2 separate regions of the Homo sapiens genome follow, and region 2 is linked to region 1. A link is a loop called in an ENCODE intact Hi-C map of the cell type or tissue named here. Cell type or tissue: HCT116. All regions are shown on one strand. Each heading gives the region's core, and the rest is flanking DNA. Links, peaks and the distances in the headings are about the cores only.

The links. Peaks named below come from ENCODE experiments on the same cell type or tissue, not always from the same donor. Only the 100,000 strongest peaks of a DNase experiment are listed, where the experiment ranks them.
Region 2: it touches region 1 in a loop (10-fold over the local background); 4 of 110 quality-filtered maps call a loop at or near these places.

The regions. Positions count from the first base shown.
Region 1 is chr14:74,102,034-74,118,822 of GRCh38, forward strand. All of the region lies in intron 5 of LIN52 (lin-52 DREAM MuvB core complex component), which reads left to right. The region is part of intron 1 of LOC105370563 (a long non-coding RNA gene); the gene reads right to left. Among named protein-coding and RNA genes, the nearest start is that of LIN52, 25 kb to the left of the region's middle. In HCT116, for the core only: a CTCF peak has its summit at 9,764 (motif pointing right); a DNase peak (open chromatin) is centred at 9,738.
Region 2 is chr14:74,467,080-74,483,868 of GRCh38, forward strand. It overlaps NPC2 (NPC intracellular cholesterol transporter 2), which reads right to left. Exons shown (of 5, transcript NM_006432.5): 4 at 13,623-13,700; 5 at 12,861-13,209. The coding sequence ends at 13,195. MIR4709 (microRNA 4709) reads right to left here and starts at 13,125; the gene lies at 13,054-13,125. It also overlaps a transcript of SYNDIG1L not described here and the pseudogene RAP1AP. In HCT116, for the core only: a CTCF peak has its summit at 12,142 (motif pointing left); no DNase peak of the experiment used is centred there.

The DNA of each region.
Region 1 (16,789 bases), core at 5,594-13,593:
CAAAGTGCTGGGATTATGAACCACCGCACCCAACCAGCATTTTAGTTTACAAATAAATTTAAGGCTGGCCACAGTGGCTCATGCCTATAATCCCAGCTAGTTGGGAGGCTGAGGATGGAGAATCACTTGAACCTGGGAGGCAGAGGTTGCAGTGAGCCAAGATCATGCCACTGCACTCCAGCCTGGGCGACAGAGTAAGACTCTGTCTCAAAAACAAGAAAATTAATTTAAAATTTCTAATTTTCAACTGATAGTCGTCACTTCCTCAGACCTCTTTATCCTTCCTTTATTTCTATTACTGTCATCAGCAGTTGGCTTTCTTTTACCAAGAAAACATTTTTGAATTGGTTATGGAATCAAGAAATAGAGAACAACAAACTGCTTCAAGATATGGTTGTTAGCTGCTCTGCTAAGTTCACTCATTAGTACCTAACTCTTCTCTATATACTGGTAATTTATTTCTTATGATTAAAGTTTATACCTTGGCAAAATTACTAGTTACCATGTATGTCATGGACCTCCTTGATTTATAATGAAAAGGCAAATCTGTGATTAGTAAATTCATGAATGTGAGACTTTCATAGTCGATTTTGTTCCTTGATTTTGTTTCTAGCTTTGGATAATAAATGCTGTAATGATCATTGTGATCAAGGCTTTATCTCTTTGTGTCAATGTTTTTCAATGAAGTAAATGTTATGTTTGTTATATCAAGAAGATGCTATATTACCAAATAGATTTGTCAGTAGTATTATCTATAGTTATAGCTGAAATTATGGTTCCTCTAATTAGTTTCTCTTTTTCTGCTTTCCTACTGAGAAAGGTAATGAAGTATTTTTTCCTGCTTTTTATTATTTATACCAAAGTAGAGTGAACGGAATAATGACCCATGGCCCAGCTTCAGTAATCAACATATAGCCAATCTTGTTTTACTTATAACAATTTCCTGTAGCTACTTTAAAGCAAATTCCAGGCATCATATTACCCCATTGCCGAGTAACTTTGTATGTGTTTCCAGAAGACAAGGACTCTTACTTTCTTTTGCTGTTTTGTTTTGTTTTGTTTTGAGACAGAGTCTTACTCTGTGGCCCAGGCTGGAGTTCAGTGGTGCAATCTCGGCTCACGGCAACCTCCATCTCTTGGGTTCAAGTGATTTTCCTCCCTCAGCCTCCTAAGTAGCGGGGACTACAGGCATGCACCATGATGTCTGACCAATTTTTGTATTTTTAGTAGAGATGGGGTTTCACCCTGGTGGCCAGGCTGGTCTCAAACTCCTTACCTCAAATAATATGCTCACCTTGGCCTCCCAAAGTGCTGAGATTACAGGCATGAGCCACCACACCTGACATATTGTTTTTTTTCCTTTCTCTTCAGGAACAGTGGCACAAAATGTAAGATTTTTTTTTTTTTTTTTTTTTTGAGATGGAGTTTTGCTCTTGTTGCCCAGGCTGGAGTGCAATGACATGATCTTGGCTTACTGCAACCTCCACCTCCCAGGTTCAAGCGATTCTCCTGCCTCAGCCTCCTGAGTAGCTGGGATTACAGGCATGTGCCACCAGGCCCAGCTAATTTTGTATTTTTAGTAGAGATGGGGTTTTTCCATGTTGGTCAGGCTGGTCTTGAACTCCTGACCTCAGGTGATCTGCCCAACTCCGCCTCCCAAAGTGCTGGGATTACAGGTGTGAGCCACCGGGCCTGGCCAGTTTTTTTTTTTTTTTTTTTTTTTTTTTTTTTTTTTTAAGAGACTGGGTTTTTCTATGTTGCCTAGGCTGGACTTGAGTTCCTGGGCTCAAGCAATCAGCCCACCTCAGCCTTCTGAGTAGCTGAGACTACAGGCACATACCACTGTGCCTGGCTTTTTCTTTCTTTTTTTTTTTTTTGAGACGGAGTCTCGCTCTGTCGCCAGGTTGGAGGTTGAAGTGCAGTGGCGCGATCTTGGCTCACTGCAACCTCCGCCTCCTGGGTTCAAGCGATTCTCCTGCCTCAGCCTCCCAAGTAGCTGAGATTACAGGCTCATGCCACCATGCCTGGCTAATTTTTGTATTTTTAGTAGAGACGGGGTTTCACCATGTTGGCCAGAATGGTCTCAATCTCCTGACCTCGTGATCCACCTGCCTCAGCATCCCAAAGTGCCAGGATTACAGGAGTGAGCCACTGCGCCCAGCTGGCTACTGTTATTTTTTAAAAATATAACAATAGTTTCATTATTATAACTACAATTTTTTTAACAAACTTGTTAAATATCATCAAATAGCCAATCAGGGTTTAGATTTCTGTAGTTGACTCATAAATGCCTTTATACAGTTCATTTTTTGAGTCTGGATCTAAATAAGGTTCATATACTGTATTTGATATGTCTCTGAAATCTTTTTTAGCCTGTCATACTTCCACCTGCATTTTATTTCCCCTTGTCATTTGTTAAACCTAGTCATTTGTTCTGTAGATTTTTCAAAATCTGGGTTTTGTTGATTACATTCCTGTGGTAGAGCTTAACATGTTCACCTATCCCTTTTTTATCTGCTGATTGTTAGATCTAGAAGCTTGCACAGATACAGGCTTGATTTTTTTTTTTTAATTTTGATAAGAATATTTCACAGTTGGTGTTGGGTACATTATGTGTGCTGGTCTTTCTTTTTGTGATACTAAGATTAATAGTTGATGGATTCTAGATCTAACTATCAGGAAATAAAAAGGGATAGGTGAACATGTTAATTAAGCTCTACCACAGGAATGTAATCAACAAAACCCAGAATTTGAAAAATCTACAGAACAAATGACTAGGCTTAACAAATGATGGGGAAATAAAATGCAGGTGGAACTATGACAATCAGATTTATTCATTGTAATATTCTTCATCAGTCTTATACCTAGAGTAGCAGGCTTTGATCACAGTCTAGATTTACTGTTTTATTATAGGTTGCAAGGTAGTAATATTCTGTCATTTCTCTCATTGACTAGAATTTTTCTAAAAAGGACTGTATCTTATCAACTATTTGGTTACCTCGAAAACTGCTTCTACTGGCATGATGGGATAAATGATTCTTTTTCTTTCTTTATTAGTTTTCAGAATAATGAGTTTGTTCCCTAAGCATCAGTAAAGTTTATTTTAATGACTTTCAATGGAATCAAAAACTTGGTGTGGCATTTGTTATTTTTTTAAATCCACACAATTAAAGCCATTATTACTGCTAACTGTATTTCTAAAAACTTAAGGCTTTGGGGGTGGGGGTTTGAAGTCATTTAATTCGGCCACCTTCAGCACTAAACCAAAACTGTATAAGAGAAATGCTTGTTTCTGCCAAATGAGTCCCATGAGCACAGCTGAGATTGTTCAGAATTATCTTCTACCTCAAAATTTGGTGTTCTTTCAATTTCCATAGCATTGCTTTGCAACTGATTGCCGTTTTCCTTGACCATCGTGAATTTAGCTGACATGAAATAGCTTTAAAATTTAGAATGAGAAACAATTACATTGATGTGTATTGAACTTCTTACATACAGTCTCTCTTTGTTTTATTGTGTGTAGTGTATTTGCATTAAAAACAAGATTTTTTTTTTTTTGTCCTTACAGATTATTCATCTACTCTAGGGGTTGGCTTTTACTTGACACCCTAATCTGGTGTTTCAATGTCTAAATCCTCTTTCCTGCATTAATTGAGAGGATGACATGGGTGAAAAATAAGCAGTAGGAACTGATGAATCCCCAAGGACCAGTGATCCTGTTTTTATGCAAATATCTGCACTGATAAAGATGATGGAAAGAAAAAAAATGCAAAAAATATTTGTCCTCAAAACATGATTGTTTGTCACTTCCCAAGAGCATTGTTAAATGTTAGTATAAAAATTATATGAACCTTCTAGGGCTGATAGTAACTAGGTTGTGTCTTTTGGAAGATGAGTGCTACCCTTTGAATTGGTACATGATTATGCCTCAGATAACCCTTTTGGTGTGCAAATTTTGGAATGCAGTAACTTTTCTTATAGGGATTTATAGTCTCTCAGATGATTGAGGCCTCTTGGCTTGATTTGGGCAGTTAATTTATATGAAATTCCCTTGAAATATATAGAAATATTTAAAAAAGTAAAACTCTGCCTTAGCATATGAAGAATTCCATTTCTATTATTTCCATCTGAGCTCAGAGTCCTCCCTCTTTTACTGGAACTATGTTACAGTCACCTTCTAGCTGGTCCCTCTGCCTCTCAACTAGCCCATTCCAATCTATCTTGTTACTGCTGCCGCATTGTTTTTGTGTTTGTTTTTTTGAGACAAGGTCTCTCATCCAGGCTGGAGTGCCATGGCCTTATCATGGCTCACTGCAGCCTCGAACTCCTGGGCTCAAGAGATCCTCCCACCTCAGCCTCCCAAGTAGCTGGGACTACAGGTGCAGTGCCACCATATCTGGCTAATTTTTTTGATATTTTGTAGAGACGAGGTCTCACTATGTTGCCCAGACTGGTCTTGAACTCCTGGGCTCAACCAGTCCTCCCTCCTTGGCCTCCCAAAGTGCTGAAATTACAGACATGAACCACCATGCCTACCCCAGCCTGATTTATTATTTATTTATTTGTTTATTTTTTGAGGCAGTGCCTTGCTTTGTCTCCCAGGCTGGAATGCAGTGGTGCAGTCTTGGCTCACTGCAACCTCCACCTCCCAGGCTCAAGTGATTCTTATGCTTCAGCCGTCCAAGTAGCTGAGATTACAGGTGTGCACCACCATGCCCAGCGTTTTAAAAATATTTTTAGCAGAGATGGGGTTTCACTATGTTGGCCAGGCTGGTCTCGAACTTCTGTCCTCAAGTGATTTGCCCGCCTGGCCTCCCAAAGTGCTGGGATTACAGGTGTGAGCCACCACGCCCGGCCCCGGCCTGATTTTTTGAAGTACATTTTCTTCTCTTTGTCTTTTGCTCATAAATCATTGGTACTACTTCATTACCCATAGGATAAAATTTAGGCCCCTTAGTGTGGCATTCAAAATCCTTTGCATTCTGACCCTCGCCGGATTACTCTAGCCTTCTTACATCTCCTCTACCAAAACACATGCACTGTCTCTGTCTGAAGCTTCGGGAAATTGTTCTTTTTCTGGGTAGTTGGTGTTTTAGTGATGAGACGTAATATTTGAAGGTCTTATTTCTGGAATGTCTTCTCTTATGACAGTGGATGGTCAACAGCACAGAATAAATACAGTGTGAAACTTGTTGATGATCGCTTGGTTTATCTTCTACTTGAACCCTACTCCATCACTATTATTACATGCTTATGATCCTGATTTAGACCTGTAAGTTTCAATACTACATTGCTTCCTTTATTCCTAAGGTTCATTATCATGAATCCTATTGAATACTAGTTCTCAGCAGTTTTTACCCTCTCTTTCTGGAATACTTCCCCATCTTCTTAGTTCTACTCATGCTATTCCTTTTTCTCGGTAAGCTGTCCTTCTATCAGCTTTCCCTTTTCATCCTTGATTTAGAAAGTGAGTGCTCTCTCTGGCCTCTCAAATTGCCCCTAGAGCAGTTTGTTTGTTTGATTTGTAAGGTGCTTTTACCATTCTTCTTGGAGATTTTTGGTACATGTCTCAGTCCTTGGACTGATTGTAACTTTTTAAGATAAGAATCATATTTTTACTTTTTCAGCCCATAGCCCATAGATTTTTTTCCCCATCTCTGAAGACCACAGACCAGTTAGTAGTCATGCAAATGACCTACTTACTAGCTATCTTTGAAATATTTTTAAATAAAATGTGAAAACTGGGAAAGCAGAGGATTGTATCATTTGAAACTACGGCTAAACCTTGGGACCCTGATACATTTGGTTTTTTTCTCTTTTTTTTGGGTAACAGCTTTATTGAGATGTAATTCACATAGTCTATAATTCCCCATTTATAGTGTGCAATTCAGTGATTTTTGTATATTCAGAATTTTGCAGTCACCACCACAACCAATTTTACAACATTTTCATCACCTGAAAAACCTTGCACCCATTAGCAGTCACTCCCCATTACTTCCCAAACTCCCCAGACCTAGGCTGTTACTTACTGGCTTCATGTCTCTATGGATTTGCCTCGTCTGGACATTGCTTGTAAATGAAATCATATAATATGTGGTTTCTTGTGACTGGATTCTTTCTGTTAAGATAATGTTTTCAGTGTTCAATTATGCTATAGCATGTATCAGTGCTTTCTTTCTTTTTATGGCTGAATAATATTCCATTGTATAGATACGCCACATTGTATTTATCTACCTGGTGATGGGCGTTTGAGTTGTTTTCACTACTTGGCTACTTCAAATAATGCTGCTGTGAACATTCAGGTTCAACCAAAACACACAACTTTTTGGGTAAACATGTTTTCATTTTCTTAGGTTTATAGCTAGAGGTGGAATTCCTGGGTCATGTGGTAACTCTATATCTGATCTATTGAGGAACTGTCAGACTGTTTTCCAAACTAGCTGAACCATTTTGCATTCCCACAAGCAGTGTATAAGGGTTCCAGTTTTCTCACACCCTTGCCAATACTTGTTATTTGTATTTTTTGTTTTTTTAATTATTATCATGTCCATCATAGAGGGTATGAAGTAGTGTCTCATTGTGGTTTGGATTTGCATTTGTCTAGTAATAATGGTGTTTAGCATGTTTTCATGTGCTTATTATATATCTTCTTTGGAGAACTATCAATTCAGATCCTTTGCTTATTTGTAAATTGTATTGTTTGTGTTTTTATTATTGAATTGTAAGACTTCATTATATATTCTAGAAACATATATATGTTATTATCACATATATGACATTATCAGATATATGACTTGCAAAAGTTTTCTCTCATTCTATGGGTTGTCTTTTTACTTTCTTAATGGTGTCCTTTGAATCACAAAGCTTTAAATTTTGATGAAATCCAATTTATCTATTTTGTTGTTGCTTGTGTTTTAGTGTCCTACCTGATAAACCATTGCCTAATCCAGGTTCTCAAAAACTTATGCCTGTGTTTTCTTTTAAGAGTTTTATAATTTTAGATTTAGGTCTTTGATTCATTTTAAGTTAATTTTTATATTTGGTGTGAGATAGGGATCTAAATTAATTCTTTCGCATGTGGATATCCAGTTTTCTTAGCATCGTTTGTTGAAAAGACTATCCTTTTTCTATTGAATTGTCTTGACATCCTTGTAAAAAATCAGTTGGCAGCCAGGCATGGTGGCTCACACCTGTAATCCCAGCACTTTGGGAGGCCAAGGTGGGAGAATTGCTTGAGCCCAGGAGTTTGAGACAAGCCTGGGCAACAAAGTGAGACTCCATCTCTACAAAAAGATTAAAAATTAGCCATACATGGTGATGTGCACCCATAGTCTCACCTACTCAGGAGGCTGAGCCTGGGAGGTTGAGGCTTCAGTGAACCATGATCACACCTCTGCACTCCAGCCTGGGCTATAGAGAGAGACCCTGCCTCAAAACAAAAAAAATTGGTTGGCCGTAAATGTGAAGGTTTATTTCTAGACTCTCATTCTATTCCATTGATGTAATCTCTATCCTTATGCCAGTAATTCACTTTCTTGCTTACTGTAGCTTTGTAGTAAATTTTGAAATTGGGATGTGTGAGCTTTCCAACATCAACAATGTTTTGCAATTTTCAAAGCACAAATATTATACTTCATTTGTTAAATTTTTTCCTAAGTACTTTATTCTTTTTGATGCTATTATAAATGGAATTGTTGTCTTAATTTCATTTTCAGTTTGCTCATTGCTACTACTGAGAAATAGAATTAATTTTTGTATATTGATCCTGTATTCTGCAACTTCGTTGAACTTATTTCTTTAGTTCTAATAATGTTTTAGTAGATTATTTATAATTTTCCATATACAGAATTGTCATTTGCAAAGAGAGACAGTTTTACTTCTTCATTTCCATTCTGACTGCCTTTAAATTAATTCTTTTTCCTAATTGTCCTGGCTAGAAATCCCAGTACAGTGTTGAATAGACGTGGCAGGAGTGGACATCCTTGACTTTTCCTGATCTTTGGGAGAAACCCACAGTGTTAGCTGTGGGCTTTTTGTAGATGTGCTTTAATGTAAATAAGGTAACACTGAATATATTACCTTCTAAAAAAGCTTTGAGGAATTTAGCTTACTTTGATATAAGTAGTTGCTTCTGCTGATTAATCATATAATTCTGTACGTTCATGTAGCAGTTTAATGGGACTGTTATTTGGCTAAATTTTATCACTGTTGTTTTTTAAAAGCAACATTTCACTGTAAAAAGATTGAGAGGGATGCCAAGCGGGGATGATTGCTTGAAGCCAAGTGTTTGTAACCAGCCTGGGCAACAAAACGAAGACTCCATTCTCTAAAAGAAAGACCCCATCTCTAAAAGAAAAAGATTAAGGCCAGTGTGGTGGCTCACGCTTGTAATCCTAGCACTTTGGGAGGCTGAGGTGGGCAGATAACCTGAGGTCAGGAGTTTGAGACCAGCCTGGCCAACATGGTAAAACCTTGTCTCTACAAAAATTAGCTGGGCATGGTGGCGCACGCCCATAGTCCCAGGTACTCAGGAGGCTGAGGCAGGAGAATCGCTTGAACCTGGGAGGCAGAGGTTGCAGTGAGCCGAGATTATGCCACTGCACTCCAGCCTGGGTGACAGAGCGAGACTCCATCTCAAAAAAAAAAGGAGGCCAGGCATGGTGCCTCACGCCTGCAATCCCAGCACTTTGGGATGCCAAGGCAGGCAGATCACGAGGTCAGGAGATCGAGACCATCCTGGCTAACACAGTGAAACCCCGTCTCTACTAAAAATACAAAAAAAGTTAGCCGGGCGTGGTGGTGGGCACCTGTAGTCCCAGCAACTTGGGAGGCTGAGGCAGGAGAATGGCATGAACCTGGGAGGTGGAGCTTGCAGTGAGCCGAGATCGCGCCACTGCACTCCAGCCTGGGTGACAGAGCGAGACTCCGTCTCAAAAAAAAAAAAAAGATTAAGATGTCTCCATTCAAAACTTAATACTTTATCCCATTAATCTACATTGATGAAGTTATCTATACAACTTTACTATTTGGTACTTTATTTGATGGTAGTAACTAAGAAAAACTGCTTTCAAGAAGCAGAAGTTTCCACAGCACTAGCCTGTGGTACTAGACTTCTCCACCCTCTGGGCATGTGATTTGCAAAAAAGTGATCATTTACATTTAGAAGTTGTTTCCCATCTAGATAAAATTCTAAACAGTTCTTTTGATTTGTAATTTTAATATATAAAGGAGGGAAGGGAGAGTATAACTGTGATTCTTACACCTTTTTGTTTTTTTGGAGACAGGGTCTCTGTTGCCCAGGCTAGAGTGCGGTGGTGCAGTCATAGCTCACTGCAGCCTTGACCTCCCAGGTTCAAGCAATCCTCCCAGCCCAGCCTCTCGAGTAGCTGGAACCACAGGACAGTGCCACCATGCCTGACTGATTTTTTTTTTTTTTTAATTTTTATTTTGTAGAGATGGGGTCTCCCTGTGTTGCCCAGGCTGGCCACATCCTCCTAGGCTCAAGCAATCCTCCCGCCTCAGCCTCCCAAAGCACTGGGATTATAGGTGTGAGCCACCATGCCCTGCCCCTGGTATTTATTTATTTATTTATTTATTTATTTATTTATTTATTTATTTTTGTGGGCTGACATCAGAATTATTTGTCTGGCTTCCCTTATTAGGCCAATTAAGTCCTACCTCTCATAGAACTAAATTAATAGTCCTTGACTGAGGAGAAAAATCATCTAGCCTTTAACCTCTAGATGGCAGCATGAGTCTTTCTGTACCACTAACAGAAAGACTACCCACATCTCTTGAACTGGATTTTTGATCTATGTAAAAACTTGTTGTGATTTTTTTTCTTTTTTTCTTTTTTTTTGTTTTGAGATGGAGTTTCGCTCTTGTCGCCCAGGCTGGAGTGCAATGGCGTGATCTCAGCTCACCGCAACCTCCGCCTCCGTGGTTCAAGCTATTCTCCTGCCTCAGCCTCCCGAGTAACTGGGATTACAGGCATACGCCACCACGCCAGGCTAATTTTGTATTTTTAGTAGAGATGGGGTTTCTCCATGTTGGTCAGGCTGGTCTTGAACTCCTGAACTCAGGTGATCCGCCCACCTCGGCCTCCCAAAGTTCTGGGATTACAGGCATGAGCCACAGCACCTGGCCCCTTCTTGTGATTTTTACCAGACTACTTGCCTAGCTTTGTTGATACCTTGTTGATTTTTATTTTTAGCTTTTTGTTTTTCTTTTTTATCTCTTCATCTTTTTTTACATATTTCCTTGTTTGTTTGTTTTTTTTTAAATTTTTTTTTGAGACAGGGTTTCCCTCTGTTGCCCAGGCTGGAGTGTAGCAGCACAATCTCGGCTCACTGCAACCTCTGCCTCCGGTTCAAGCGATTCTCCCACTTAGTAGAAAAAAATTCTAAAAATGTGGTTAATTCAATAGTTTTTATATCTGCATATAAGACCCTAAAAATGGGTTAAGTTCTCTTGTCTCAATACTTTCCCCTACCAGTGACTTATCTTGTATCCTTGGACTCTGTTGGTTTTCATGTGGTATCAGGCAATGCTCTATTACATTAAACAGGAATGTTAGCTAAAGTTGATGAAACTACATTGGACTAATTAGTCCTTCAAGAAAAATTTAATTGTTTTAAAATAAAGCTTTCAAATATTTAGCCATTTTGAATAACAAAAGAATGAAGTGTCCTGTTCAGCAACTGTTTGGGTGACTACTTCATACAAGGCTATGTAGGGGATAGGAAGATAATTACTGCCCTCTTGTAGATTAAAATCTAGTAGGAAAGGAAGATAAGACAACTAAGGTAAATGATTCTTAAAAAAATATAGAGGAGAAAAGCTCTATGAGAGTACAAAGAACTATATGGATGGGGGAGAAGAGGCAATTGCATTAGATTGCTACAGGAGTGGCAGATAAACTTCATTTTATTTAGTTAAGACCTGCCTAGGACCATTGAATTGAGAAAGATTTTGAGAGGGAGCCTAGATTCAGAGAAGGCAATTAGTGATGTCTGTTATAGACAAGGGAAATGAGTATGGTAATATTTGCAATTTCTGGAACATTGGAAATAAACCTGGCCAGGTGCGGTGGCTCACGCCTGTAATCCCAGCACTTTGGAAGGCTGAGTTGGGTGATCACCTGAGGCCAGGAGTTTGAGACCAGCCTGGCCAACATGGTGAAACCCCGCCTCTACTAAAAATACACAAATTAGCCAGGCGTGGTGGCGGGCGCCTGTAATCTCAGCTACCCGGGATGCTGAGGCAGGAGAATGACTTGAATCTGGGAGGCAGAGGTTGCGGTGAACTGAGATGATGCCACTGCATTCCAGCCTGGGCAACAGAGCAAGACTCTGTCTCAAAAAAAAGGAAGGAAGGAAAGAAAGAAAACCTTAAAGAACACAAAGATGGGTAGAAATGGAAAGGGAGCATATTCTAGGTAGAGTGAATGTTAAAGAGTTTGAAAGCAACAGCTCTGCTCAAGGAACGGTGCGAGTGGTTGAATCTAGACCCCAGGTTATGTTAGGTCTCATAATGACTAAGACTAGGAAGGAGATAGAGGGGCCAGACTGAGGAGGGCCTTGAACTCCAGGGGTCAAGGAGTTATTCTCAGTGGTAGTAGGGAGCATGTGAAATGTTCTTTAAAAAGTATCTTAATGCTGTCAAATTAACTGTGTGTGTTGTAGATGGTTTGGGGAGACCCTTTACTAAAAGAGATTTTACTACAATTTTTTTTATTGTAAAAATAAAGAAGAAAGTAAAAAAAAGAAAACCACCAACAAACCATAGCCTTACCACTGAGAGATAACCACTATTAACATTTCATGTGTTTCCTGGCCCCACTTTTAGTCCCTTTATGTGTCTATGTGTGTGTTTATATGTATACTTGCATCCATTCATGTACCATGTACACAGATAATGCTATTTTTCTTTCTTTTCTTTTTTTTTTCTTTTCTTTTCTTTTTTTGAGACAGGGTCTCCCTCTGTCACCCAGGCTGGAGTGCAATGGTGTGATCTTGGCTCACTGCAACCCCTACCTCCCGGGCTCAAGCAAGTCCCCCACCTCAGCTTCCCAAGTAGCTGGGACTACAGGTGTGAGCCACAGCGCCCGGCCAGAAATGCTTTTTTAATATAACTGAGATTAGTGTGTGTGTGTGTGTGTGTGTGTGTGTGTGTGTGTGTAGTTTTAACTTGTGCTTTAAAAAATTTTATTCTATCTTAAGCATTTTCCTGTGTCATTAAAAGTTCTACCACTGAAGATTTTTGAATAGGAAAGATACACACCTTTAGGAGGCATTGGTGCACAGGATAGAGTAGGATGGTAGAGAGAGGAGGCAGGAAGTTACAGTGGGAATCCAGGGTGAAGGATTGAGAGCTTGAATGGATGATGGCAGTGAGAATGGGAAGAAGTGCACTGACAATAGATTTTTCAGATTTGGAATTTTTAGGAGTAGGTAAATGTCTGGATGGGGATGTTACGGGATAAGCTGAAATTAGAGCTTACCATGATGTTTTAGCCTAATTAATGACAGGGAAGTCAGAAGGAGGCTAGATGCCTGCTTAACAACAACAACAACAACAAAAATCACATAATTCTTTTACTTGCTCCTTTGTAGGCAGGCATCTTTATTTTCTTAGAAATAAGTAAATGTCATTTGTAGAGGCTAGAGGTTAGTGTTATTAATAAGATATCTAGTTCAGTCATATTACCTAGGCAACAGGTAATGTTTTAGATAGTGAATGGTGAGTTATTTGATCTCAAAGAAATCAATATGTGAAATAGGATGTACATAACTTCAGAAGTTGACTTGTGAAGTCCCTATTTTCTTTGGCTGGTCATTAGGCTGCTAAGTAGAATGACTGACTTTTGTATGGTTTTCTTCCACAATAGTGCTTTTTCTTTCGGTTCCCTACCTATGAACTTTTCCTGAACTTTCCTACAAGTTTAAAAAGTTGTTATGGCCTCTCTATACAGTAGACATCCAATTCTTTGTTAACTGGAAAAAAGTTTCAGAAGTTTAAATTTGAAGTAACAGGAATTGGTCCAAAATATTTGTTGTTGCTCATGTTTTAAATAAGCGACATTGGATTATATCAGCACTGGGATAATTCCCATTAGGTATTATGACTGCAATTTACATGCAATTGGAAATTAGTGATTGAGAGGGAAACAGATTGCCAAATTATCTTCCAAAAAGGTACTCCCCACTCCATATCCTTGCTAATAACAAGTATTATAATTATTTAAAGTCATTGCCAACTTGATAGGCAAAATATTGTCTTGTTCTAATGTTCATTTCTTCTATTGTGAAGGCGAACTTTTTTTTTCCATGTTTCTTGATCCTATCTGTTGATGAGGGCTGGAAGTTCAAGAAAGTATAAATTTAAATTATTTTAACCTGAAAAATAAAGCCAGAGAACTTGATTGAAAAGCACCCCAAAGACTGTGTTGAAATCTGCATTGCAAATACTGATGGAAACTTATCCTTGTTTTCTTTGTTTTATGCATTACTTTACCATCTTGCCATAGTCATTAGCTTTGCACCTATTTAGGTTACAGCATAAAATCTAGGAACTCCACTTTGAAGGGATCATGGTTATTCTTAATTAGAAATTGTCAATTTAGCCTTAAGTATTTTATTTTTTGAAATGTTTTATGATAATGTGAAGTAAACCATGCCATTATTTCTCATTTTTCCCTTGGTTAACAAATTAGGATATACAAATCTTCAAATTACCTTTAAGGCTTGTAAACATTCAAATCTTTTATCCGTTAGTCAAGTTATTTCATAAACCCAACATTGCCTCTGAAATGGCTTTACACACAAAGAGGATTTTACCATAAAATGCTTGTGGTGTTTCATTCTCTTCTGATTTTTTGTAGGGGAAGGGGGTTGGAGAGTAGGCAGAGTATAAATTAATTTGGATGGTGTTGGTTTCAAAGTAGCATTCCATGTAATTCTGCAGAAAGTGTGATAAATAAGAAAATGGGCCAGGCATGGTGGCTCATGCCATAATCCCAGCACTTTGGGAGGCCAAGGTGGGCAGATCACCTGAGATTGGGAGTTTGAGACCACCCTGGCCAACATGGTGAAACCCTGTCTCTACTAAAAATACAAAAATTAACCGGGTGTGGTGGCACATGCCTGTGGTCTCAGCTACTGGGGAGACTGAGGCATGAGAATCGCTTGAACACAGGAGGTGGAGGTTGTAGTGGGCCAAGATTAAGCCACTGCACTCCAGCCTGGGCAACAGAGTGAGACTCTGTCTCAAAAAATAAAAAATAAAAAAAATACATAATAAAACAAAGTTCAACATTTGGGAAATACCAGGTGAATTATAGTGTTACCCATACAGTAGAATACAATGTGGTCATTAAAAAACATTAAAGGGGCTGGCCACTGTGGCTTACGCCTGTAATCCCAGCACTTTGAGAGGCTGAGGTAGGCGGATCATTTGAGATCAGGAGTTCGAGACCAGCCTGGCCAAGCTGGTGAAACCCCGTCTCTACTAAAAATACAAAAATTAGTCACTCGTAGTGGTGGACACCTGTAATCCCAGCTACTCTGGAGGCTGAAGCAGGAGAATCACTTGAACCTGGGAGGTGGAGCTTGCAGTGAGCTGCCAAGATTGTGCCACTGCACTCCAGCCTGGGTGACAGAGTAAGACTATGTCTCTAAAAAAAAAAAAAAGAAAAGAAAAAAAGCACTAAAGGGCATTTCATGACAGAAAGGTATTCATTATATATAAGGATAATAGCAAGTGACAAAATGCAGAACATACAATTTTACAGCAGGTGTTTTTTTTTTTTTTTCTTTTGAGAGCATGGACATAGACAAATGGCTGGAAGGAAATACACCAGTATGTTTTAATGACTATCTTGAGTGGTTTTTAAAATTTTCTGAATTTTCCAAATTAACAAAAACACATTCTAGTCTGTTGAATAGGAAAAAAATACTACTTAAAAAAATAAGGAAAAGTTGTATGCCATTTTAGAAACAAAATTGTACTTAAATCTCTGAATTTTCTAGGCAGTTAAATTTTTGAGCTCTTCTGTGGACTGTTTCTAAATAAAAATGAGTAGATCCATTAACAATTGATCAGTTTATACAAGTGATAAATAGCAAGGTGAATGTTTCCCATACATATCTCATTTCCCATACTCAGGATGTGCTTGCATAAGTAGGAATTGAGAGCAAAAGAAATGGTAGGCTGTTGGGTCATGGGCAAGAGACGATTTAGTTGGCCAAAGAAGCATATTTTCTTAAGCAAATGTTGGCCAAGATGTTACTTTATGTTTTCGGGCTGTCTTCACTGTAGTTGGAGAACTGTGAACTCTTGGTATTAAGTACTCAGTAGGAGCAAAGAACCATTTGGAATGTCTGTCAATCTTAAATAGAACTGCAGCTGTTTGGCTGAGAGGTGAAATGGACCTGGATTTCTTTTTTTTGGCGGGGGGGCTTTGAAAGTAGTTTTTGTATAACAAAGAGGTGATGAGAACTAAAGTGATTACAAAAGTGTTCATAGGAGTTCAGTTTCTTTCCAGGCTTTGGGTTTAAGAATGACTGTTTCTGCCCATGGGGAAATAAATTGGCATTTTTCTGCTTTCGTTTGTTTTTTAGTTATTGATGTTCTAGAAATTTCAACAAAATAAGGAGTGTTTTTGTATTTCAAATGTAGTGCCCGTTTCTTTATTTCTTTCTGGTACTTTCCACTGGTTTGTGTTGATAATATGATCTGGAAGGTAGCGATAATGCATGGGAATTTATAAATGATCACAAAATACTTTGTCACAGGAAATCTGGAGAAATAATGACTTTGGCATATGTATAAGAGAAGTATCTCTAACTGTTAAGTCTAAACTAAAAGCTTGTTACTTTTCGGTTTGGTATAACCAAAAAAAATTTGAAAAATAAAATAGAAGTAATGATTTGTTTTCTCAGGTGTAGTTGTATTTGACTGACTCTATTGTAGGAGGACACGTTTAAGACTGAATGGTTGGATAACGGTAAAGACGTCCTTTCAATGGAGAGTTGAATCTGATAGGTTGAAGTTTTGGATATTGAATGAAAAGAGAAAAGAGAGCCGGACAAGCTGAAAATTCCTGTAGTTCCAACTACTGGGGAGGCTGAGGTGGGAGGATCACCTGAGCCCAGGAGTTTGAGACTGCAGTGAGCTATGATCATGCCACTGCGTTCCAGTCTGGATGACAGAGTGAGACCCTGTGTCAAAAAATAAGTAAATAAAAAGAGGAAAGAGCTAAAATGAGAATTCAATCTGATTCAGAATATAAAAATATTCTACTGTCCCATCATTTTTTGTTCTTTAATAAGCTTTAACATTGAAGTATAATGTATATAAAGAAAAGCACACAAATTATAATGTACAACTCAATGATTTTCATAAAATTAACACTCCCCTGTAACCGTTGGTCAAAACAGATCAAGATACAGAACGTTGCGCCTGGTGCTGTGGCTCATGCCTGTGATCCCAGCACTTTGGGAGGCTGAGGCTGGCAGATCACTTGAGCTCAGGAATTCCAGACCAGCCTGGGCAACATGATAAAATCCAGTGTCTACAAAAAATACAAAAATTAGCCGGGCCTGCTGGTGTACACCTGTAGTCCCAGCTACTTGGGAGGCTGAGGTGGGAGGATCACCTGAACCTGGGAAGTCAAGGCTGGAGTGAACCAAGATCACACCATTGTACTCCAGCCTGGGTGACAGGAGTGAGACCCTATCTCAAAACAAAACACCTTTCTAGTACATAAATACAAAATCTCCTTTGTGCC
Region 2 (16,789 bases), core at 7,587-15,586, 370 kb after region 1:
CTCACACTTTTCTCATTAATGGGTCACCGTGTTATTTCCTTTAAAATTTTTTTAAATTTAAATTTTTAGTAGAGACGGGGTCTTGCTATATTGCTCAGGCTGGTCTTAAACTCCTTGGCTCAAGTGATCCTCCCACCTTGGCCTCCCAAAGTGCTGGGATTACGGGTGTGAGCCACTGCGCCCAGCCTATTATTTCCTTTCAGAAGCTTGAGTGTCGCCCACCCTGTCCTCTCCAGCATAAGGGTCCTGGTTGGGGGTGGAGTTAGGAGTCAGGTCCTAAAACGAGGGCTGAGAAGGGGCAATGTCCAAGTCAGTTGTGCTCCCACCTACCTTAGGCAGATGCTCAGTACCTTTTCAGCCCCAGGAGAGGGGGCAGGGGGCTCAGATTATGAAGTTCCCCTCCACCCCCAGAGCAGCTCAGTTTCCCAAGTGCATTCAGACTTGGCCAAATGAAATTGCCTTTTGCAGGAGGTGGCAAGACTAGTCCATCAACTGCTTCTCACCAGGACTGATATGAAAATCCCTTATCTGAGCAATAAAACACTGGCAAGCTCCCATTCAGCCAAATATTTTTTCCAATAAGAGAAAGTGAAGTGCCCAAGAAAGGATGAGGAGGGATTGGGGGGAAGCCCTGGCAGGGCAGTAGGAGCATGGATTGAAAGGGGCTGATGGGGGGTGTGACCCAAACCCCCAGCCAGGCCCAGGGGAGAAGTGAGTGGAACTGACGTGGAGCTGGAGAGGAGACTCCAGGCAGACACAGTTCAGAGAAAGGTGCCAGGAGAGGGAAGTGGAGTCGGATCCATCCATCCCCTGTCCATCCTAAGGTGGCAGGACCCCATGGCACAGCAGGCCTTTGTCTGAGGTCCCAAGGTCCGGGGGGATCTAGTGGCCTAGCATCCTGGGGATCTGGGTGCAGCTTAGAGTGAGATCCATGGAGCCCAGGGAAAGACGCCATTGGCAAGGCAGGAAGGCTCCCTGTGCAGAGGGAAGCTGGGCCCGCCAAACTCCTTGTTCTTTCTCTTGGCCTGACCTATGAAAGGAATGGGGTGTGACTAGACCTTGGGAGAGTTACTTTAGCCCCCTGTGCCTCCATTTCCTCCCTTGTCAGATGGAGACTCTGCCTCCATCACAAAGAGCCAACCCTTGACTTTGCCTCCATCACAAAGATGTTCTAATCCAATCTGATGACAGATGTGAAGGTTTTTCTTTTGAAATAGTAGAACTGCTTCGCAGGCATTACTCGTGGCCAGAAGGCTGGGGTCTAGCGGCCTGCTCTTTGCTACTTTTGGGCTCTCTTCTTCCTGCTCTTATGGATTTGCATCTGGGAAGGCCAGGGCCTCTGTCTCTCCCTCATTTGACCTTCCCTTTACCTTCCTACCTCCCTTCTCGGGGACATTCTCCTCCCACTCCTTTTTTCCCTCAACCTTTATCCTGGCCACCCTCTGGCAATGAACTCCCAATAAGGCAAATGTTCCTGCATGGACCCTGTGTTCCAGCCTCTCAGGCCCAGCTCTTCCCCCACACACACTGCAGTGGGATCACGATCCCCCTGCTTGGAAACCTGCTGCTGTGTGCTCAGGTGTGCATCCCACATCATGCCTGAGTTACTCATCGAGGACTTGCGTGGGCCCACTCACCTCCCACTGACCCAACCATCCCACACACCAGTCTTGTAGGACATGGCCTTTCTGTAGATAGCTTTACCTCCTCCTGCTTCCAAACCATCACCTCACCCACCACCCTCAATGTCCTACCCTTTATCTCTGCTAAATCAAGTAACTAGCCTTTGAATAATTGTCTATCTCCTCCCCTCCAGGAACCCTTCCCCAAATAACCTCACTGTATCTTGTCTTCCCTTCGCTTGGACACCTTCTGGTCTATGACAGGATTGGTATCTCTGCAGTGTGAAGTGTGTGTCTGTGCGTCCTGTCAAGGCCCTTGGGGGTCATCCTTCCCAAAGGGGCCATACACACTGGCTCCCCATGGTGAGGTTATATGGGCTGCAGACCGACTGCAGCCTCATTGTGTAGGAAGAGGACCAGGTCAGGTTTGGTGTCTAGAAGATGGCAGGACAGCACCCAGTGCAGTGGCTGCAGTAAGCTTTATGACAGTGACACATTGCAGAGCCTTTTCATGTCCTTTGTAGGGACATGGATGAAGCTGGAAACCATCATTCTGAGCATCGCAAGGACAGAAAACCAAACACTGCATGTTCTCACTCATAGGTGGGAATTGAACAATGAGAACACTTGGACACAGGGTGGGGAACATCACACACCGGGGTCTGTCGTGGGGCGGGGGGAGGGGGGAGGGATAGCTTTAGGAGAAATACCTAATGTAAATGACAAGTTAATGGGTGCAGCACACCAACATGGCACATGTATACATATGTAACAAACCTGAAAGTTGTGCACATGTACCCTAGAACTTAAAGTATAATAAAAAAAAAAGAAGAAGAAGAAAATGTGGCCACATGGCTTTCTCCTCTAACCCTAGACTGCAGCAGGCATCGCCTGAAGTTGTAGATGAGGTGCAGAGGTCATCACCTGTCGCCTGAAGGGTGGTTTTGATTGTTTGTGTTCCCTGCTCATTGCTAAGGGATAAAGGCTCAGGGGCTACTTATGCTCACAGACTGAGCTCAGCACACAGTTCTGACCTATTTTGTGGCTTTAAATTCAGAGATGCCAAGAACACTGTGTTTTTGCTGCTAAGTCTGGCAACTTAACCCACAGTAACCTTTAGGTGCTTTCCAACCCTGGAATTTCTTTGCTTATTGTTCTGGGTGGAAAATGAAAACCCTCTCTGCCAGCAATTAATTTACAGAAATAAACAGGATTTCTGCTTTTCGTGACAAAGACAGTCCCGGAATGCCAATCTTAGGGCTGCCAGATTGCAATTTCAAGTGGGTGCAGCCAACATGGTTACAACCTGCAGGTGATTTATCGAGAAGGTTATGAGAAAAGGAGAAAATGCAGTCACGAAAGGAGAAAATGCAGTCAGGAGGAAGTGGAGAAAGGCATTGTCTAGGAGTTCTTGTACTCACCTCTAATTTCTCTGGCAACAAGTCTCTGTGCCCTTGGCCTTCTACCTTCCCTTTTTAAAAAAAAAAAAAATTGCTGATGATTCTTGTTTTTTCACTCTGTTCTATTTGACTTATTTCCAGCCCTTTCCTGACATGGGTGCAGCCTGGCCCCTGCTTCCAAGCCACATCCCTGCCTGATGGCATCTCAAAAGCATTTGTCACCCAGAACCCTTGGCTTGCTACATTTTGCCTGTGGGTCTGGTCCCTTCATCTAAGAGCTGCTCCTGGGGTGGTTGACTGGATACACTCTAGAAACAACATCCAGACTGCAGAAGCAACCTCACTCCTTCTCCTTCCCTGGATACTGAATGAATAGGGACACAATGCATTGGAAATGAAGGCGGTAGGCATAGAGCTGAGCCACAGACTTGCTGAGAAGCTGGAAGGATTTGCTCAGGAAGGAAGAGTGGCACGGGTTTGGGGATGGAGGCTCCGAGTGGCACCAGCCAGGGACCATTAGAGATTATGTTGGGGGAGTTAAAAGCAGTGATTAAGTCTGAGAACACTGTCTCCTCCATCTCAGCCCCTGCTGAAAATCAATCCTTGTAATCACTCTCCTATCACCACTGCTGCTCTTCAAGGCTCAGCGCAATAGTTTGTTAGGTAGATTAGGAGAGAAGAGAAAGGACCCACTGGTCTTCCTCAGACGTCAGCTTTTCCAACATCCTGCTTCTACTGCCTGCCTCTGAGAACTTCACTGTTTAGGGCTTTGCAGTTTGGATGCTTATCTTTCCCAAGACTTTATCTGCGCTGATCTCAGGGGTTCCCTGGGCCGGACAGTGAGCAAGTATTTGTTGTGCATGGTTTCAAGGTGCCTAGTGTTAAAAACGGACACAGCCCCATCTTCAAGGAGCTCACAGTTGCTCCTGGAGTCAAGATAAACACAGATAACAATGGAAACCTGCAGAGAAACTAGAGAATAATTTCCTTTAGGCAATCGCTGGAAGCTAAATGTTCTTCGTACTTTCTGCTTTCATCTTACTCTTGGTAACCTCCCCATCACCTCCCTCACGATTCCATCCTGGAGTAGTTTAGACACAACACCCTGCAGAGCTTGATCCTCTCGATCCTCTGCAGAGAGACACGGAAGTAGTTCCAACTCTCTCTGGAGGAGTGGCCGGCAGAGGAATCTTGATAATAAAGTCTAATTAACAGGCCAGGCATGGTGGCTTATACCTGTAATACAACACTTTGTGAGGCTGAAGCGGGTGGATCACTTGAGCCCAGGAGTTCGAGACCAGCCTGAGCAACATGGCAAAACTCCGTCTCTACAAAAAAATACAAAAATTAGCCAGGTGTGGTGGCACACACCTGAAATCTCAGCTACTTGGGGGACTGAGGCTGGAGGATTGCTTGAGCTTGGGAGGTTGAGGCTGCAGTGAGCTGTGTTCACACCACTGCACTGCAGCCTGGGTGACAACGTGAGACCCTATCTCACACACACACACACACACATACACACACACACACAAATCCTCACAATTTACAGACCGAACTAAGAGTGAGTTGTTTGCTATGGATTCAATTCAACATTTAATGTGCAACTATAGTGCACCCAGGGCATTGTGCACTATAGGAATGGTGGGTGGTACAAAAATGAGCAAGAGTTCTGTCTCTAAAGAGTGTGTCCTCCATGTGTTTCTAATATTATTTGATTTTCAAAACTTCAATTCATACAGGATCCTTTGGAGGTACCCATGGTTCTCTGACTCTCTTCCTGAACTACCACTGAAGTCATAGCGTTAACATATTTAAAATCTCAGATGAATTTTTGTAATCATACGAAATTTATTATCGACTCTATATTGGTATTGGTTTCGATATAAAATGATCCTCTTCTTCCCCAACCTCATACTCCTCAAGTTCTACTTATAACACTGGAGCAGCAGGAAAACGGACTAATTGTATCCCATCTTTTGTATCCCTGGCATACTATCTTACACCCAAGGAACACAAGTACCCCTGAGAATCAGAGTTATAGATACTCAATACCTATTTATTGATTTCAAAACCCAGAGAGGTGTAAGACACCAGGGCCTTGGAATTCTCCCTCTCTCCCTCTACATTTTTCCTTTCTTCACCCTCTAGTCCTTCATGCCTTCTGGTCTGGGACACCCCTCCCCTGGCTTTTACCTTCTTTCTGCACATTTCTTACAGGGGCTCCCTGTTTGGTTCTGGTCCTTATTTTTGCATTTGGCATTGTTTTAGTTTTGAACACAGAACCATTTAGGCCCAAGGCAAATGGTGGCCCAAAAAAGATAGTTAATCATTCCATTAATTAATTATCTCAAAAACCACATATAGATCTGCTCCTTGGACTAATAGCTGTGCTGGACAGTGGGAATACAGTGATGAGCAAAATGGAAATGTTGTCTCTCCCAAAGATGCCTTCAAGGGACTGGGAAAGCCAGACATTGATCAAATAATTATACCAGTATATAGTGTTGAATTGTGTCATGAAGGGAGAGAGCAGAGTGCTATGAAAATGTATAGCAAGGTGTTTGATCTGATCTGGGGGAGGTGGTCAGGGAGGGCTTCCTGGAGGAAGGGACATTGCAGGAGAAATGAGGATGAGTAGGAGTTAACTAAATGAAAAGGGGTTGTGGGGCAGCATTTCAGGCAGCAGAGCAGCATGTGTAAGAGTCCTGTGGCTGGAGGAAGGAAGTACAGCCAATTTGAGGAATTGAAAGGAGACTGATGTGGCTAGAGCAAAGACAGAGAAAGAAGTGGTGTAATGTGGGCTGGAGAGTCAGAGGAGGGGGGCGGAATTCTAAAATCCAAATAGATCATGACAGCTGGGTATACACTAGGGTCGGGACATCACCAAGTATGCTTACTCAGGTCCAGAGTAAATTAAGTAGGAGGAACTTTAAATAAAACCAAATTAACCAAGACCAGTAATGCAGGAGGAGGTAAATTCACCGTAAGAAATACTCCAGGCTGGGCGCGGTGGCTCATGCTTGTAATCTCAGCACTTTGGGAGCCCGAGGCGGGTGGATGGATCACTTGATGTCAGGAGTTTAAGACTAGCCTGGCCAATATAGTGATACCCCGTCTCTACTGAAAGGCAAAAATTAGCAGGGTGTGGTGGCAGGCGCCTGTAATCCTAGCTACTCACGAGGCTGAGGCAGGAGAATCACTTGAACTCGGAAGGCGGAGGTTGCAGTGAGATGAGATCATGCCACTGCACTCTAGCCTGGGCGACAGAGTGAGACTCCATCTCAAAAATAAATAAATAAATATATAAATACTCCAAAAAATCTCAGAAGATATGTTGGCTGAATGAATGATGGATAAATAAAGACCTAGTACATGATTAAGTGTCTCCATTTCCAGCCACTTTCTAAGCAGAGGCCTGACCTGGCTCTGCCTCTTCCAGAGCAAATCACCTCAGTACTCTTCCTTTTTGCTGCCATGGCATTCTGTACATGTGACTATCATGGCTTTGTCCCACTGGATTGCAGTGATGGTTTGCTGCTAGCTTCTCTCATTAGACTCTAAGCTCCTTGAAGGCAAGGACCATGCCCTACTCATTTTTTCATTCCCAGTGCCCAGCACAGTGCCTGGCACATAATAGGTGCTCAGTAAGTATTGGTTGAAGGAATGCATACTGTCCTGTCCATATAAATTCCACCAGACTTCATGATGATCAGGATGACACAAGTGTACAGCTGCCTAGGCCTCCTATACCCTCGGAACTAGAAGCCAACATTTCAGGAGAGCCAGCTGCATTACAGTCCTGTTTTGCAGTCAAAGAAAGGCATTCACTGAGTCAGTCTCAACCTTGTTCTTCTGGTGACCAAATCTGGGACCTTGTTTTCCTTGTGAGGTTTTCTGTGAGGGTGCCCAGACAGCTCATCAAGCCAATGGGATCTAAGTAGGAAAATCCAACGGATTAACTGCTAGTCCTCTGCACTAGCCTATGATATTAATATTCCCAGTATGAATAGGCTTTGTATTTCCAAGCTACACATGCACATCCATTGTTTCCTTTTGTCTACACAACACCTCTATGAGGTATTTAGCTGAAAGAGGTTAAATGGTTGATCCATGGTCCCATGGCAAGTCAGTCAGGCCTGGAGGCTTTTTCTCCTACATTCCCCTGCCTTACTCCCTACCCCAGAAATTTCTCTGTTACCCACCTTGACAGGAGATGGTTCTCAGTGGCCACTGTCTGGGAGATGCTCTGTGTAGCTCTTTGGGCCTTGTTCCTGCCAAGCCAAGCCTTGGCAAACTCTGGTGGGAAGCTGAGGGGGTTGGCCAGGAACTTCAGAGATTCAGTGTATGGGGAGAGAGAGTTGCATAAGCCGGGTCTGCTTTCTCTCTTTCTCCCAGAGGCAACCTGATGCAACTTGCAGCTACAGAGCCATCTTCATGGCTTCTTGCTTCAGCCAGAGCAATCAGGAGGGAGAGGCAGGCTGAACTGAAGACAGACAGCAGCCAGGAGGGGAGGAGGAGCCATTTCTGCCTGAGCCCAGGGCCAGGGAGCCTTCAGGCTGGAGACAAGCTGGTGTCAATGAATCTTACAGACAGATGACAGCTGGCTTCTAGAAGATGTGAGCCCTGGCCCTGCTCTGGAGCTGCCCACTCAGGATGAGGCAATGCCGTGCCCTTCTTCAGGAGAATGAAACCTAGCCCACTGTTACTCTTTTCTTCCCTTTGGAGACAAGGCTGCTATAGGGTTAAATGGTCTGATCCAAGACCTACAGAAAAAAGACATTTTTCCCTATTAAAAAAATTCATTAAACAATTGCTGAGGTCTAGGCATTTATTGAAAGATGAAAGGGTAGTCTCTATTCTCAAGATGTTTACAGTCTAGTAGGAAGGTAAGCAGACACATAAAAATCATACATGAAAAAGAATGTGGTTAAGTGTCTTAAAAAGAGAGGGTTAGAATCTGGCTTAATGAAGGCAAACCAGAGTGTGGCATCAGAGAGGCCATCAGTCTTGAAAGGCACCTGGAATTAAATTTGGAAGACAAATGCATGGCAAATGCCTATGATTCTAGGCCACTGAGCAGTTTCCATGGCTGCAACCTTCCTTTTTTATCTAGGATGATAATAATAATACTAACGACCTTTCTCAGCTACTTATTATGCGTCAGGTACTGCACTGAGCACTTTGCATCCCCCATCTCATGTCATCATTAGAACCACCTGAGGTGGGTATATTCTTATCATCCTGTTTTACAGCTGAGGAAATTAAGGCCCTAAGAGGTTAAGGAACTCATCAAAAGTCAAGCAGCTGGAAAAAGTTGGAGGTGAGATATAAACCCAGCTTGTATTTAACATTTTAAATGTTACAGAAATCTGTAAACAACTACTGCTTCCAAAAGTGAAAACCTCCCCACAGATTCTGGGGAAGTGCTCAACTGTCCTGTGGAGCAGTCCAAGTTCTAGTGGCATCTCTCTCTCTCTCTTTCTCTGGTGCCAGGCTCTTAGACTCTGAAGCTCCTGGGAGGGTCTGAGACTAACAATTCCAGGCAGGAAAAAGGCAAGATTAGGAGAAAAAAAAATCAGCATCACAAATCTCAGAATTCTGCAGAACCAAGTGAAAGTCTCCTGGGCCCAACATATCTGAAATGGTCTCTAAAGCAAATGTCTTGGCCTTAGTCTCCATCCTAAGCCTCTCTGGAGTTCAGAGATTTTCCCCGCCCTCACAATATGAGTAACTAGAAAACGATTCATCTGTGTCCATTTGCCAGTGGTTCTTCAACTTCCTTTCAGCGTCTCAATGCATCATAAGCTGTTAGTCCTGACAGAGGCTTTAGTGATTAGTCCAATCCCTTCAATTTGTACATTACACATTAACAGTGGTTAATGGAAGAGCTTCTGGGATGTTTTCTCTTTGTTTTAGTAAAAAAATCATCTTACCACTAAACACTAATGTGAGAGTTACTTTGATTGCAAAACAGAAAAGAATCTTACAAGCATTGTGTGTGTACACTGAGAATCTCCATCAAACCTCATCTTTCCTATGTTGATCCATTTGCAGTATCCCCCTTTGTGGCAGAGGCATATGGATGGTTGAGGGTGTAGTGGGCAGAGCAATGCATTTCTCCAGCGCTGAGAACAGTCTGCTGCTGCTGGCCTGCTCTCTGCTTTTTGATCTGGCACACCCAGCAGCTCTGCCATGTTCAAGGCCAGCAGCCATCCATTTGTCTGCCAGGCTCCTTCTTGGCCTTACCCACTGGCAGTCAGAGCTAAGCTGATCTTTCTGCCTGCTGGCTGCTTATCTGGGACATATGATTTGTGGAGGACGGCCTGCTAGAAGGGAGCCGTCCTTCTCCAAGCCCCTGCAGGTGAGGGGAGCCACACTGACATGCCACGTCTGCTCCAGAATCTCAGGCTCTTAGTCTCCATTTGCAACTGCAAACACCTGTGCTCTGTGGCTAGCATTGGGCAGTGAGCAGAGAACAGGCATGGGAACATCTGCAGAAAGTAGAAGAGGTCACTGTTCTTCTGCCCCAGTCGAGAGGAGCTGGCCGGATCCACTCACCCACATTGCCCACCCTCTTCCAGGACCCTTGAGCCACCTATGCAGGCCATCTCCTGGTCTCCACCCTCCCCTCCACCCCTTTTTAGGAACCAAACCCCTGGTTTGGAGAGCCTGGTAGGTTCCCATAGCAATGGGCCTTTTAGCTGTTTCCATGGCAACCAACACCCAGACCATTTAGTTGCTAGTCAACTGACAGCTGTAAGTGAATCGGATTCAGTTTAGAATCTAGGGATAGGCTGAGGAATTCTCTTCAGAGAAAAAGACACAACCACCCAAAATGACTCAAATCCTTCAAAGACTTTCAGGCAACATCTGTGGAGATCCAGAGCCACTTTCTACTTTGGGTCACTCAACCCTGTCTCCCCCCAGCCCCATTCCCAACACACACACACACACACACACACACACACACACACACACACACACACACAACCCTGTCTCCCCCCAGCCCCATTCCCAACACACACACACACACACACACACACACACCCTCGCCTGAGTGTTCCAGGCCTTTAAATAAGGCATACCCCAACCTCTATTTCCTGTTCTGTCTCTTCCTTGGGAAAAACACTTGTTTAACGTGACTTTCACCTTGGCGACTTTCTTACACGACTCCTTTTTCTGTGCTAATGCTTTTCTTATATACTGTAACCCTGTCCTTGTACCAACCCATTTAACCATTGCTTTTTGGATTATCTGAAGTGAATGGCTGATCCCAGATCATTTTCTCTTAGTTGACCTCACCTATTTCAAGCCACTCTTCCTATGTCTGGAGGGTGTTCTCAGAGAACAAGCTGTTTTTATCAACCTTTCCAAAGCATAATCAAGATCACCCTGTTTCTTTTCTGAAAGACTTTGTGTTAAAAAAAAAAAAGATCACTCTGTTCCTTTTAAAAAAAGTCAACTAAGATTTAAAAACCAAATATGCAGGATTTAAAATTACTCCATGCTTGTTGCTTTTTATTAGTATGAAGATTTGACTGAATACTAGTCTTCATATTTAACCTTTTCCCAAACTGGAGATATGAGGTGTTGGGTTCCCTTTATTCTATAAGCAGGGGTGCCCCTCATTATTATTTCAACAATTAGAATCTGGGATTTATCTGTCCTGGAATTCATGTAAGAGCTGAGCCTCCAAAACCTGCTCCGTGGACTAGAAAAGCATGAGACGGTCATTGGAAAGAGGATGACCTTTTTGATATACCTAAGATTCAGTGCTTCTCAATGTTTTAATGACTCACGGGGGCGTCTGTGAACTGTCTGTAGAAGACGACCTTTCAAACTAATCCCCCCACGGGAGCCCTACCTAGCTCACGGCTGCAGGCTTCATGTAGCCCCGCGATGGCTGGCAAACAGTCACAAGCTGTTGTGTTCCCCTTTTGCTCTGATGGAAGGGTATAAACTAGCCGAAATACTTTTTAATTTCGATTTCTGAAATATCTACTTATACTCTTTGTCTTTAGTGCTTCCCCACCCTTTTCATTATCACTCCTTACAGGAGCTTTTATGGACCTTTTAATCCTAATCGACCACCCCACCAAATTTTAATACCGCAGATATAATATGTATCTGTTTATGTATTATCTGTCTGTTCCTGCTTTACACATAAAAAGATTAAGAATTTTTTTGTCCCTAAGAACAAATTTTCACAAAGAATGCAAGTTATAAACAATGAAAGATATACAGTATTAAAACATTGTTTCAAATTTGAAGAATAAGTGGAGGAAAGAAAAATATATTTTAGAACTTAGATATGTAAATTATTTCCAAAATAGTTTAACACTCAAACTAGTCAGCTGTATCAAAATCAATTCTCCCTGAAGTAGGCACTGTTCCTAGCTAGAGGCAAGTACTCATTTTGCATGGTATTGTGAGTCCTGTCTTCTTTTAACACAAGGGCAGAGGAGTATGCAGGGTGGGTAGCTGTTAACTTCAAAGGAGCTAAATGGCATGAGAAATCTTCTGGGAATAGGGAGACAGTGGACACATGAGAATTGAGCTTTTCCAGGCCTTTCAGAAAGTTCTTGTGCACAGAGGATAGCCTCATCCTTCTGAGGAGACATCATCAAATCTCAGATTGAACCTTCTAATTTTCCTGCTATTTGTAGACAAAGAAGAATGTCTGTCTCCCAGAGTGACAGCTAACATTTAGAGAGTATATACTATAGCCAGGGTCATTCTAAGTGTTTTACATGCCTCATCTCATTTAGTCTTCACAGCCCTATTATTATTAGTCCTATTTAACAGATAAGGAGACTGACACACAGAGAGATGAAGTGATTTCAAGATCACACTGGTAGTCCTGTTAATTGTTGGTGCCAGGATTCAACCATAGGCAGTCCGAAGCCAGAGACCCGCACAACAGTTAACAGCCTCAGGAATTCACACAATTCTGATACATCTAGAGTCTGGTATGGGAGACAAGGTGGACTGTCACTCTAGACTCAATGTGGCAGGATACACAAAAGATCTTAGGTAAAAAGTACACTGGTTGACTGGCTCCTAGCATTAACTAGGAAAGCTTGGCTGTTGATAACTGTATTCCTGATCCATCACTGTCCCCTGGTGGTTTTCCTGGGAAACTCACAGACCAAAGAAATCCAAGGGTCTAGTGAAATTAGTGGGATGAAAAGAACTGGATCAAATCAATCACTTGCTCACAAGCACTTTGTATGAATGTTCCTTCCTTTTGCCCTAACAATGGATGACCTAAGGTCCATGTTATTCAACTCAATTGTGAATGGGGTTGTAATCCCTGTACCACCTAAGAGCTGACTGCTAGTATACTGACTCAAAATAGGTGGCAAAATATATGCCCATGATTATACTTGTACTTTAAGATAGGAAACTCCAAGATTTAATTAATTTAGCCATTACTTGCTACAACTTCACATTTCATTTTTAAGCTTCTAGGCTTTCTTCACAGCAGTGTTCCCAAAAGATCACCATGCCTCATCCTAACCTGTAATCCCTAACCCCTACCTGCCCTCCCCACCAAATTCAGTTCCTTCAACCTTTCAGGCGTTATTATTCAACTAGGTGATTTTTACTTTCACTGCTTCTTTCGAGCATGCTTGGTGGTATAAGATTGTGTCAAATAAAGCAAAACAAGGCCATTTTATATAAAATAGATATGGTCTTACTGGACAAAAAGGAGGAAAAAGAGTTTCTGAAAAAGTCATGTCTTCAGTGCACTCTGGGACCACGGAACTGGGGGCCTGCCTTCCATGGTTCTAGCAGAATGTACCCTGAAAGGAGCAGGAGAAGACCACAGCCCACATGCAGAAGACAAGACAAACGAGTTTTTATTTATTCAAGAGTAAATTTCCAGGTGTAGAAAGAGGCCACAAGTTAATGTTGTTAAAAAAAAAATTAAACATCTGCTAACCAAGTGCTGCATTTAATGAAACCACCTAAGACAGAAAAAGAGACATGAGACAACCACTGAGAACCAGCCACCCGGAGCTCAGTTTCTGCTACAGAGCACCTCCTCTTCAACGAATCACTGGATACCATTGGAGAGCAAGTCACTGTTGTTGAAGCAGCAGAGCTGGAGGTGCTGTCAAGAGTCTCAGCAGACTCATTGGCCAGATGCACCGAACTCAATGAGGCACTTAGAGATGAGAAACCTGTGGATGTAATGTCCCAGCTCAGTGGAAGTGGTTTGGAACCTTTCCTCCACTGTCAGGGCAATAACCCTAGGGCAAGTTATCAGACATTCCTAAGCAACCTCCTTCAGGTCCTGTCTGGCTGGACCTTCCTTACTCCGACAGAAAAAAACCAATGAAGACAGTTAAATCAATCTCTACAGTCTCACTCTCTCTTCTTTCCTTCAACCTTTTTTTTTTTTAACAAAGGATATTACAAAGGCAACAGTTCTGAGCTCTCAGGAAATAGGGTCTCAGATGCTTTTAGAGGTTGAGAGGCATAAAACAGCAGTCTTGAAATTCCTTTTATCTTATGGCACTGATTTAGTTTCAGTCTGATTTCTCCTCCACTTTCTTCCCTCCACCCATGCCCTCTCACCCCCAGATAGACTTACGATCTGTACTGGGATTTCCCAGCAGAAGAGACTTTGGTTTTTGTCATCCTGAAGTTGCCACTCCACCACCAGTTTTATCTGGAGAAAGAGAAAAATAATTGAGAAAAATGAAAATAGGACCTGACTTCTATCCATAATTGGTTTAACTATGAATCCTAGATGTACAGTAGCAAACTTCCTAACTCCTCATACTTTTTTTCTTAAATCATGAGGGCTGCTTAGCATGTGGGCACAGCTTACAGCCTTAAGAGAGTGAACAAAGTTATACTTGTGATTTGATGCTAGCAGCACCACATACTAACTTGGTTAATTTATCAAATGTAATTTCTAAAGCATTCTCTTCTCTCTTAGATCAATGGCATATAAATGAAGTGATACGGTTTGGTTATTTGTCCCTTTGAAATTTCATGTTGACATGTGACCTCCAATGTTGGAGGTGGGCCTGGTGGGAAGTATTGGATCATGGAGGAAGATCCCTCATGAACGGCTTAGCACCGTCCCCTTGGTGATGAGTGAGTTCTCACTGACTTCACATGAGATCTGGCTGTTTAAAAGAGTCTGGGGCCTCCCCCTTCTCTTTCTTGCTTTAGTGCTGGCCATGTGACACGCTGGCTCCCCTTTGCCTTCTGTCCTAACAGTAAGCTTCCTGAAGCCTCACCAGAAGCAGGTGGTGGCACTATGCTTCAGGTACAGCTTGCTGAACCGTGAGCTGATCAAACCTCTTTTCAAGTTACCCAGTCTTAGGTATTCCTTTACAACAAGGCAAATGGACTAACACATGAAGGCTTACATGAATAATTTCACATTTAAGCAATTTCTCATGTATTTGGCAATCTGATCCAGCTTTTTCCCAATGTAACCATGAAGAGCAGAGAGTAAAAAAAATTTAGATTCTTAGGTATAAGGAAACGTTCTTGTTAGCTAGAAATGGAAATGTCAAAGCACAAAAGATGGCCTAGAGAAGTCTGTAGCTGTATGAATAATTTCAAGGATGACAACCTTTTGTAGCAATATACTTTCAGTTAACGCCCTTAAACTGCTTTCTAATAATGTACTTCATCAGAAATCCCTGCCTTGACTTGTTACACTCATATCACGTGAGTGGTCCCTTCCAATTCTTGATAACTCACTGACACTCTGCAGGTCCTTTCTTATGTGGACATTAGCTTACTTGTCACTAGTTACTACCTCTCTTTTGTACTCTAATGTTTCTTCACAATGGAACATGTGAGTGGCACTGATATTCAGGTTCTTGAAACTTGCCTTGTGAGTTTTTCCAGACTAGTATACATTAACTACTGCTTCATTTAGTGCTTAAGCAGTTTGAGCTATTTTTCAAATTAAATGTAACTCATTTAACAGACAATAACTACCATACATTAAGTACCTACTACGTATCAGGCTCTGACTAGTCACTGCATACGTAACTGAGGTTCAGACATGCCCATGGTTATGTGGATATTCATCTACTAATCTGTCCCTGACCTCTAAGGTCTCCAACAGCCCTTAAGCACAGACATCCTATATTTGAGTCTCTTTAGAATGTTCTTTAATTACTTACCTTTCCTAGAAAATAAATGGCCAGATATTGCTCCTGAGTTCTACTTGATTTCAAGAAATGCGGCTCTTTTTCTTCATGGAAAAAGGCCATCCCTCTATTTCCTCCATTCTTATCAAGATACATATCTTTAATACAGGTCCACTGCAGCAGGATCTACCTTATGAGTGCTTGGTAGAAAAAGAGGTAGGTGCAGCAGGGATGGGTCAGAGGTGAAGGTGGGGATTGGAGGGCAGAAAGAAGGCTGGAAAAAGCTACCTCTCTGCCATGGAGCTAACAAACTACTGCTCTCTTGTTTTGTTAAGAGATTAATGGAGAAACCAGGATTTTCTGATGACAATGTTAAGACAACTTGGATCTTTAATTATTTGGTACCTGGCTAAAATCTTTTAACATTGCACAGGCTTTGGAGTTATAAGACCCAGCTCAAAACCTGGGCTCCACTGCTTCTTAGTGGAGTGGACTCTGTTCATATTGCATAACTTCAGAGGCTCAAATTTCTTCAGCTGTAAAATAGAGATAATATCACCTCTACATAGGATGGTCATGAGATCCAAGTGAAATATTGTATATAAAAATGGCATCAGCCGTTGCTGTGCAGAGCCGAAGCAGGAGCCGCAGCTGGGAGGAGGGAGGAGGGAGGAGGGAGGAGGGAGGAGGAGGTGGAGGAGGTGCCAGACTGGGGGAATCATCAGTATTTAAACAGACCACATCACGGGTGAGCTAGTGGTCCTTGGTTCAGGAGGTGTTGGGCAGTCTGCTCTGATGGTTCAGTTTGTTCAGGGAATTTTTGTTGAAAAATATGACCCAACGATAGAAGATTCCTACAGAAAGCAAGTTGAAGTCAACTGCCAACAGTGTATGCTTAAAATCCTAGATACTGCAGGCACAGGGCAATTTACAGCAATGAGGGATTTGTATATGAAGAATGGCCAAGGTTTTGCACTAGTATATTCAGTCCACGTTTGACTTACAGGACCTGAGGGAACAGATTTTACTGGTTAAGGACACAGAAGATGTTCCAATGATTTTGGTTGGCAATAAATGTGACCTGGAAGATGAGTGAGTAGTTGGCAAAGAACAGGGCCAGAATTTAGCATGACAGTGATGGAACTGTGCCATTTTAGAATAATCTGCAAAGTCAAAGGTCAATGTTAATGAAATATTTTATGACCTGGTCAGACAGATAAATAGAAAAACACCAGTGGAAAAGAAACAGCCTAAAAAGAAATCATGTCTGCTGCTCTAGGCCCATAGTCAGCAGCAGCTCTGAGCTAGGTTACAGGAATGAAGAACTATTGCCTAATTGGAAAGTGCCAGCATTCCAGACTTCAAAAAATAAATTTGAAGAGGCTTCTCCTGTTTTATACATTATGTGAAGAATTTAGATCTTATATTGGTTTGTATAAGTTCCCTGGAGAAAAAAAACTGCTCTGTGTATATCTCTTGGAAAATAAGACATAACAGATGTGAAAATATACTTGACTCTAATATGATTATACAAAAGAGCATGGATGCATTTCAAATGTTAGATATTGCTACTATAATCAAATGATTTCATATTGACCTTTTTATCATGATTCCTCCCTATCAAGCACTAAAAAGTTGA